Linked DNA regions of Homo sapiens: region 2 is linked to region 1. Evidence: chromatin contacts called from ENCODE Hi-C or POLR2A ChIA-PET data. All regions are on one chromosome and are shown on one strand. Each heading gives the region's core, a stretch centred on a gene start or an enhancer-like site at or near the end of the contact. The rest is flanking DNA. Distances are from core to core; before and after follow the strand shown.

What was found. A loop is a pair of places that touch in the nucleus more often than their neighbours do. ChIA-PET counts read pairs that join two places held with the same protein, here RNA polymerase II (POLR2A). Pooled maps may share reads with other maps.
Region 2: a pooled map shows a loop between it and region 1 (2.4-fold over the local background). The contact joins two enhancer-like sites. A Hi-C loop is called at or near these places in 1 of 168 maps with a recorded cell type or tissue (PC-3) and 1 of 50 pooled maps. POLR2A ChIA-PET finds 5 or more read pairs at or near these places in 3 of 52 experiments (B cell, H1 and WTC11).

Annotation. Positions count from the first base shown.
Region 1 is chr14:68,597,324-68,601,237 of GRCh38, forward strand. It overlaps a transcript of RAD51B not described here. Among named protein-coding and RNA genes, the nearest start is that of RAD51B-AS1, 86 kb to the right of the region's middle. RefSeq lists an enhancer at 3,046-3,215. Within about 2 kb of position 1,553, at least 33 of the 41 ENCODE cell types and tissues checked have a DNase peak (open chromatin) inside an H3K27ac peak, as active enhancers do; they include PC-3, where a contact is called at or near this core.
Region 2 is chr14:68,474,485-68,478,030 of GRCh38, forward strand. RAD51B (RAD51 paralog B) reads left to right here. Exons shown (of 11, transcript NM_133510.4): 11 at 3,164-3,546. The coding sequence ends at 3,180. Among named protein-coding and RNA genes, the nearest start is that of RAD51B-AS1, 210 kb to the right of the region's middle. RefSeq lists enhancers at 1,660-2,859, 1,856-2,075. Within about 2 kb of position 2,172, at least 22 of the 41 ENCODE cell types and tissues checked have a DNase peak (open chromatin) inside an H3K27ac peak, as active enhancers do; they include PC-3, where a contact is called at or near this core.

The DNA.
Region 1 (3,914 bases), core at 303-2,802:
GTTAGGGGACATTGAGGATGACAGGATAGAGAGTAGGGAAGGAAGGACCAGCCAAGGAACATTTTCCCTATAAAATGAGACTCCCACCCTACTCCTGCCCTTGTTAAGACTTCATACACTATGGAATACTATGCAGCCATAAAAAGAACAAGATCGTGTCTCTTGTAGGAACATGGTTGGAGCTGGAGGCCATTATCCTTAAGAAACTAATGCAAGAACAGAAAACCAAATACCACATGTTCTTACTTGTAAGTGGGAGTTAAATGGTAAGAACTTATGAACACAAAGAAGGAAACATCAAACACTAGGGTCTACTCATGGGTGGAGGGAGAAGAGGAGGGAGAGGAGCAGAAAAGATAACTATTGGGTACTGGGCTTAATACCTGGGTGATGAAATACTCTGTTCAGCAAACCCCTGTAACACAAGTTTACCTATGTAACAAACCTTCACATGTACCCTCCAAACCTAAAATACAAGTTAAAAAAAAAAAAAAGGACACAGATGTAAATTGACCCTGATGGAGAGAACTCTACTCTATCCTTGCCAGGTCACAAGAAGGTGAGATATTTACTTTTCAAATGATTGATGCTGAAATGGAAAGGACTGTATCTCGGGGGCACAAACCCAACAGAGTAAATGAAGATCCTACTGCTTCAGCTCCTGGGATTTGTTAAAGTGGGGACCAGCTTAGAAAAATAGACGGCCGTCCTAGAGACCCATGGCAGTCTCGGTCTGATTTTAAATCTAAATTCTCAAGTACAAGTAGCTTCCCAAGAAGAGAAAGCTACTTCTACATAAAGAGGTGGTATCAGTAGGAACTCCTTAAGCCTTACCTTTTTATTATTGATGATGATGAAGTGAAGCTTCCTGTTGATATCATTGTCAGACCAAGCACAGCACACCAACTCAAACCTCATTCATTCATTCATTCATTCATGTGTCCTTTTAACAGACGTCTACTAGACACCTTGTGTGTCCATGAACCAAATACCATGCTTAAGACCAAGGATTCAGAAATGTGTTAGCTGTCATTCCCCCTCCAGGAACTCTCAGCCAGGAGGAGATGTACTCAGGGAAAAGGAGAAATCACAGTATAACCATTGTAAAATCCTTTCTGATAAAATCGCAGAGTGTCTAATACTCCTGTTCCACATACATAAAAAGAAACTAAAGTGTAGAGAAGGGAGGAAAGTCCCGAATTTAGTGTGTAGCAGATCCAGGAGTAAAACAAGCATTCCTCGGTCTGGGGTAAATCCCACCGGGACTGTGTTGAGACCCAAATTCCTCTGAGTCCACGGGCCCCTTCAAGTCAGATGAAATTCCAAACAAGCCAGAGCCTAGCTGAACAGTTCCACGGTGCCGGGCTCCAGTGTGTTCTGGAAGGTTCTCGTGGGCTGTGCCTCCAGAAGACGGAGGCGGGGAGGAGCCCCACAGGCCCAGGGCAGTGTCAGGTTCCCCCTTTTCTGTCAGCAGGCATGGAAGAGCCTTTAAGAAAATGGAGTATTATTATTATTTGTTTGTTTTTACAGTGACTCAGTCTGTAGTAACTGGGTTAAAGTCCGCTTTGAGAAAAGGAGAACAAAAGACCTCCTGTTAGTGCTGGAAGTTTGCCTCTTAAGATATCACTGAGAGGAACTGGGAAGAAAAAAAATCCCCAGCAGGGCAGAGGAAGCTGCAGGCCTTCAGGAACACAGCAGCACTTTGGAAAGGAAAACACGGCCGACTTTCATCTCCTGCGCCGTATCTGAGCTGGCCGCTCCCTTTGCCGCTGCTTTATGGCCCACTGCGGTGCTGACCGTCGGACATCGGCCAGTACCCTATTCCCACACTCTTTGAACACAGGGGGCTGCCAGGAGTGGTGGTAGTGTGGGCATATCTCCATAGCCAACCAACCCCAGGCTGAGGAGGAGGGAAAGGATGTTGCCATACGAAACATACTACGTGCTGGACGTTATTCTAACATTACATATCATAACTCATTTCGTAAACACCAAGGAGGCTAGCATCCTCCTTCTCCAGCCACAGCAGAAGTTGCGCAAGGTGGAAATCTGGCCCTGCCCTGTTTAGGAAACTCATTGCAAGTAGAGGAACCGTGGGGTGAGTAGGCTCCCAAATGGGTAGGACCAGATTGCTAGGTGGTCTCTTCCAGGTTGCAGACTCAGGCCATCTGACTCTAAGACCTAAGAACTTAATCCTACTCTCTTCAAATGAAAACAGAAAGTCAGAGGAAGACAAGAAAGTTTTTCTTCTCACGACCTCCCATCAGATCCGCCCCATCTACATTAAACTTGTACCCGTGTCCTTCATCAATCAGCTCAGTGGAAATGTTATTCTCACCCTTGGCCACCCAGATCAGGAAATCGGTCTGGACCATGAGTGACATGCTGGTGTTGGCCTTCTTCACCATAACTATAAGAAGCTGGAATGTTCCCCTCCAAGGCTATGAAAGAAGGATGGAGACAAGAAGGAAAAGACAGAAATTCTGTGAAAGTCTCAGGTCCTTCCTCCTTTCGGAACCACTTCACATAATCCTCTTCCTCCCCAGGGGCTCCCGAAAGATTAGGCTTCACTTGCAGGTCCCAGGCCCTGGTCCTGCAGAGTGGTTGGGCCTTTGGGGTCTCTCAGAGAGCCTAATCATTCTGTTTTCTGAACAAGTCATAGTTTTGCTGACTTCTGACCAAACCCCCATCGAAACCCAAGAGTGGAAGTGTGATTGTGGTCATCTATACCCTGTCCCCCTACAGGACTCCCTGTCCCACGGGATGCAGCAGGCAGGTGTGGGAAAGCCTACCTGATGGCCGAGATCATTAAGCAGCGGCCCTCTGATTTTCTGTACAGCTACTCAGTGACTTGGAAGGGATTCTTTGCACTAACAAGCAGTGCCTCCACAAACAATGAGTTGAGGGGAAAGACTCAAAAGAGGCCGATACAATGCTGTTTGGGATGTTTCTCCCTTTGGCTGGCCTCAGGGGACTGGGCCCGTCATGTAATCACTGGAGATTTAGGGCCTAATTAAACTCTGGCATTGGGCCAGCATGCTGGTGGCCCCTTGAGTTTCCCATGTCCACCCATGTCTAGGGTATTAAACTCTAGACTGGGAGTGTGTACTGCTTAACTGATCCCACAGGAGCCAGCCCTCATTATCCAACAGGCTGGGTATTGGCAGCCCACAGGGCTCGGCATTGGCAGGTGCAGTCCTGGGGAGGACTGCATGCCTTTAGGTTAACGGTCCCTACATCAGCACCCGCTGGGGCCACAGTAGAGGGCTTTGTGGATCACCTCTGCCATTGGGACCCCTGGCATTTCCTTCCTTTCATGGCCTGATAAAACCCAAGCTCTGAGAGTTAGCAAACTGATACCCTTTAATCATGCCTTATATTTATAAAGGCCTTTGTCCAGAGAACTCCAAGTGCTCAAAAATGTCAATTAATTCACTCTCCCAGCCTCCTTTAGGGAAAAGCTGGTGGCAGGTGTCATCATCATCACCAGAGGTGGCCAAATCATCTTCTTAGTGGGCTGTCCTGGATATTCTTTGTGTTTAAAGAGCATTTTGCTTCTGAGCACATGGTTGGGTTTTGCACAGCCTGAAGCATAAGAATTGAGGTATTTCCTTACTTTACAGCTCTAGAGAATTCTTGTGTGTGGGTACCCGTGAAACACAAACTGAGTGCATGCTTTCTTGAGTTTGGAAATTTTGTTATTGTTTGGTCTCAGCATTTGCTGGTAGTAAATAAGTAAGCAGAAGTAAGCTGCTTAAGTTCCCATGTAGTCCAAGACAGAGCAGACAAAAGACCTGATCCCCAAGCCCCACACCTGGCCCCAAGATCCCTCTGGGATTATCTTGCGGCCACTCTCTGAAGCCTTGGACCCTGTAGTTGATCTCATAGCCACGTCTCACCAGTAACTTTTTTTT
Region 2 (3,546 bases), core at 922-3,421, 120 kb before region 1:
CCAGAAAGTGAGCTTTTAATCTCATCCATCACCCTGATTCTCACTTGAGGAAACTGAGTTCCAGAAAGGTAAAGTAATGTTCACTGCCTCAAAATTGGGTTTGTAGCCATTTCTAAGCCCTCAGCCTGGGCTCCTAAGATTTTAGAAAATCCGAAGTGGGTTTGGGCCCTCTCATCTTCCATCAGGGAAGCCCCTGTGACAACTTACCTCTCAGGCTTCATGAGCCTCTGTTGAGATACTTCAGGCCTGTCCTGAAATTTGAATCTGGAAATTCTAAGCTAAAATGGATTGGTCATACTGATACAATAATCCTTCAACGAAGTCCCTGAGTGCAGTTAGATTATAAGTTTGGCCAGGTGTAACTATAACCTAAACTAACAGTGGTATACATGATAGAGATGTACTGCTTCCTCCTGTAGTGCCGAGGAGGAATGCAGTCCAGAGCTGGTTTGGCAGCTTAGCTCTACATGTCTATCGAAGAGCCCAGGCCATTGACTTTTTGCTCTGTCACACCTAGGATGTTGCCGTTACCATGGTCCAGAATGGTTCAGCATCATGCCCTCCATCCCAGTAGCAGGATGTGCATGAGATAGAGAATGGTGGTGGGAGAGAAAGCATCCCCCATCCCTTAAGGACATTAACCAGAAGTTATACACATTATTTCTGTTTATATGATGTTGGCCAGTCTGTAAATATATGATCAGAAAGGCTAAAAATATAGTCATTAATCTGGGTGGCCATATACCCAGCTAAATTTCGGGATTTCTGTTATCATGAGAAAAGAAAATGAATATTCGGTGACACAGCCCTTTCTGAAGAGCCCAGTTGCAGAGATTAGGTGCAATAGTACAGACGTAAGGGCTGGGCTTGTTGCATAATAGAGTTATACTCTTAAAATGCAGCATAAATATTGTATGTATTGAAAAGTGCCATCAGGACCCTCTTTGGTTCCAGACTCTAAAGTAGAAGAGAAAGGGTATCACTTCACCAAGGATCAGCACCCAAAAATCTTGTTCTGCCCACCCAAAACAGAATCTCCTTCAGGAAGGAACTTTAGTATGTGTTTTGCTTTTATGCAGTATCCAGGAAAGAAACTTCAATGAGAGCTACTATTGCTTATAGCACAAGGCAGGGCATGAACTTGGGTCCAAAGTCATAGACCAAACACTTTTTTTTTTCCAAAATGTTTTTTCCTACCTCCACTTTTAAAAAAAAAATGAAACAAAATATCAGTTGAAATAACATTATTGAGAAAAACTTTATTCCAAGGCCTGGACTATAGTTAGACTGGATTTACATTTCTCTTTTAGAACCTGGAAGCCACTTGGCTATCTTTGCAGAGTTAACAATTTGCATTTGCAAAAATGGCCAGGTAACAGTACCAAAATATGTTAAATCAATTCAGGTTGTTGATTTTCTTTGAAAGTCTCTTCCAAAGAACTTCATGTTCTTTCTGGAATATGATTTAAGCTGCATTTCAGTGAGTTCAGTTCAGCAAATATTTGTTGAGCATCTATTGTTCACAAAGCATGGTGCTCAGGGGTCAAGAGATATAAGGCTGAAAAAAAAAAAAAAAAGGTCCCTTCCTTTTAGTAGCCCAGAATCTAGTTAGGAGAGATGTAGTTAAATAAGTTTAATCAAAAGCCAACTGTGATACCTATTACCAAGGTTCAAACAGTGGAATATAGAAGGATAAAGGGAATAGACTTATTCCAAGTAGGATGACTGAGGTAGGTTCTTGAGAGTACGTGGGACTTGGACTGGATTTCAGCTTGTGAATACTGACAAAAACCGCATTCCATTGTCTCTTGACAGAAGCCAATTTCTTTTGCTATTTGAGGATAGATTCAGGGACACTGGGGAATGCTGATTAGTTCCATCACTAATGCTGATTAGTAGTGAATGTTGAGTCATGCTGACTAATGTGTTCTAAATGGATTGACTCAACAATAAAGGCAACGTTGAGAGTCAAGAGTTCAGATCCTGAATTTCACCGATGAAGTGTAAATCATTTCGCCACTTAGTGCTTAATTTTTTTGTCAATTAAAATGTGCTCGTGGGTGAGAATCCAGTAAGTCATCTTGACCCATGAGGGCTTTACAAACTTCAAGGATAACAGACAGCTTAACAGCAACTACCAGGACAGGCTTATGCAACCTCAGGTTATTCATAGCTCACACAGAGTCAGAACACCCATCACATGCTGCTCGCCAGCCATGCGAAACTTCTGTTTCCTCACACATGCCATGAGAACTGACAAACAGTGCACTGAACTCACAAAACCCGACAAATAGAGGAGCTTTTGAAAAATCTTCCTATCTACCTACTGGGGTGTCTGTGTCTTTCTACAACAAATGTCGCCACAGAACTAAGGGCTTGCATTGCAGACACAGCTCTTTCTCTCTTTTGACATCTCCCCAGCTAGACTGCTTGAGAACCTGGCCTTCCATGTCCAGATGTTTACTGAATTCTGAAGCCCTCCCAGAGAGCCCAGGTTCTTTTGTTGCTCTCCAAATCATTTCCCACAGAGGCTGACCAGTGTCCTGAAGGAGCCCTTCAATAGGGAGGATAAATGAAGGCAGATGAAGACATGACCCCCTGAGGCTTGCCCACATCCACTGGAACAAAGGGTGTGAGGCACAACCTTGTAAGGAGTGTTTTGGTCAGCCGCGTCCCTATGCGAGGCCAAGTCTCCCCCACAGGGCTGCTTTCAATGGCTACCATCATAGTGGAAGTATTGGGCATTTGTTAAGGACTGTGGTGTGCTAGATATAGCACAAAACATCTAAATCATGGTCCCCTGCCTTTGTGAGGGCTTCCTGGCTACAGATGGCAGCTGGCTTTCTCAGGGGAAACTTGGGGGTCATAGAGAAAGCTGAAGAGGGGTGCTTGCTTCTGTGGATGACCTCTTCCCACCCAGTGCAGCGACACTCCCCTTTTGTCTATAGCTATCCTTAGTCAAGCCAGGGCTGCGGGACCCTAACCCACACTTCCGCTGTGTTTCTGGATCTCTGGTTTGCAAGGCCAGTGGCTCTGTGGGCAATACGTATGAAAGAGGACTGCTGTTGGAGGAAAGTTCCATTTAGGTTGCTGGTGGGAAGTTAGTGCATTTCATAACAATTTTTTTTTTTCAAACTTTCTCTTTTTTTTTTTTTTCCTTTAGGCCAAGAGAAGCCATAGGGATACTGTGACCTTTGTCTAGAGTTGATGGGGGTGTGATTTGTGAAATAAAACAGGACCGTACTGCTTGGAAGAAGGAAACGGAAGCTGACATAATGGGGATTAATTAGTTGATTGCTGTTGAGATGGTAACAGATTTGCTCCTAAACCATTGAGCTAGCGATTTCAGACCTAGCAGGGAAGGTGAAGATGAAGAAGCCTTTGTTCAGGTCTCTAGATGTGTAGGGCTGAGGGCTTTGCCGCCATGGGATGTCAACAGCCATAATAATAATTTGCACTTATATAGCACCTTTCAACCAGGCACCTCAAAGCGGTTTAACCACATTAATTAATTAAAGCCCACAATCCTCCTGGGGAGAGGAGGAG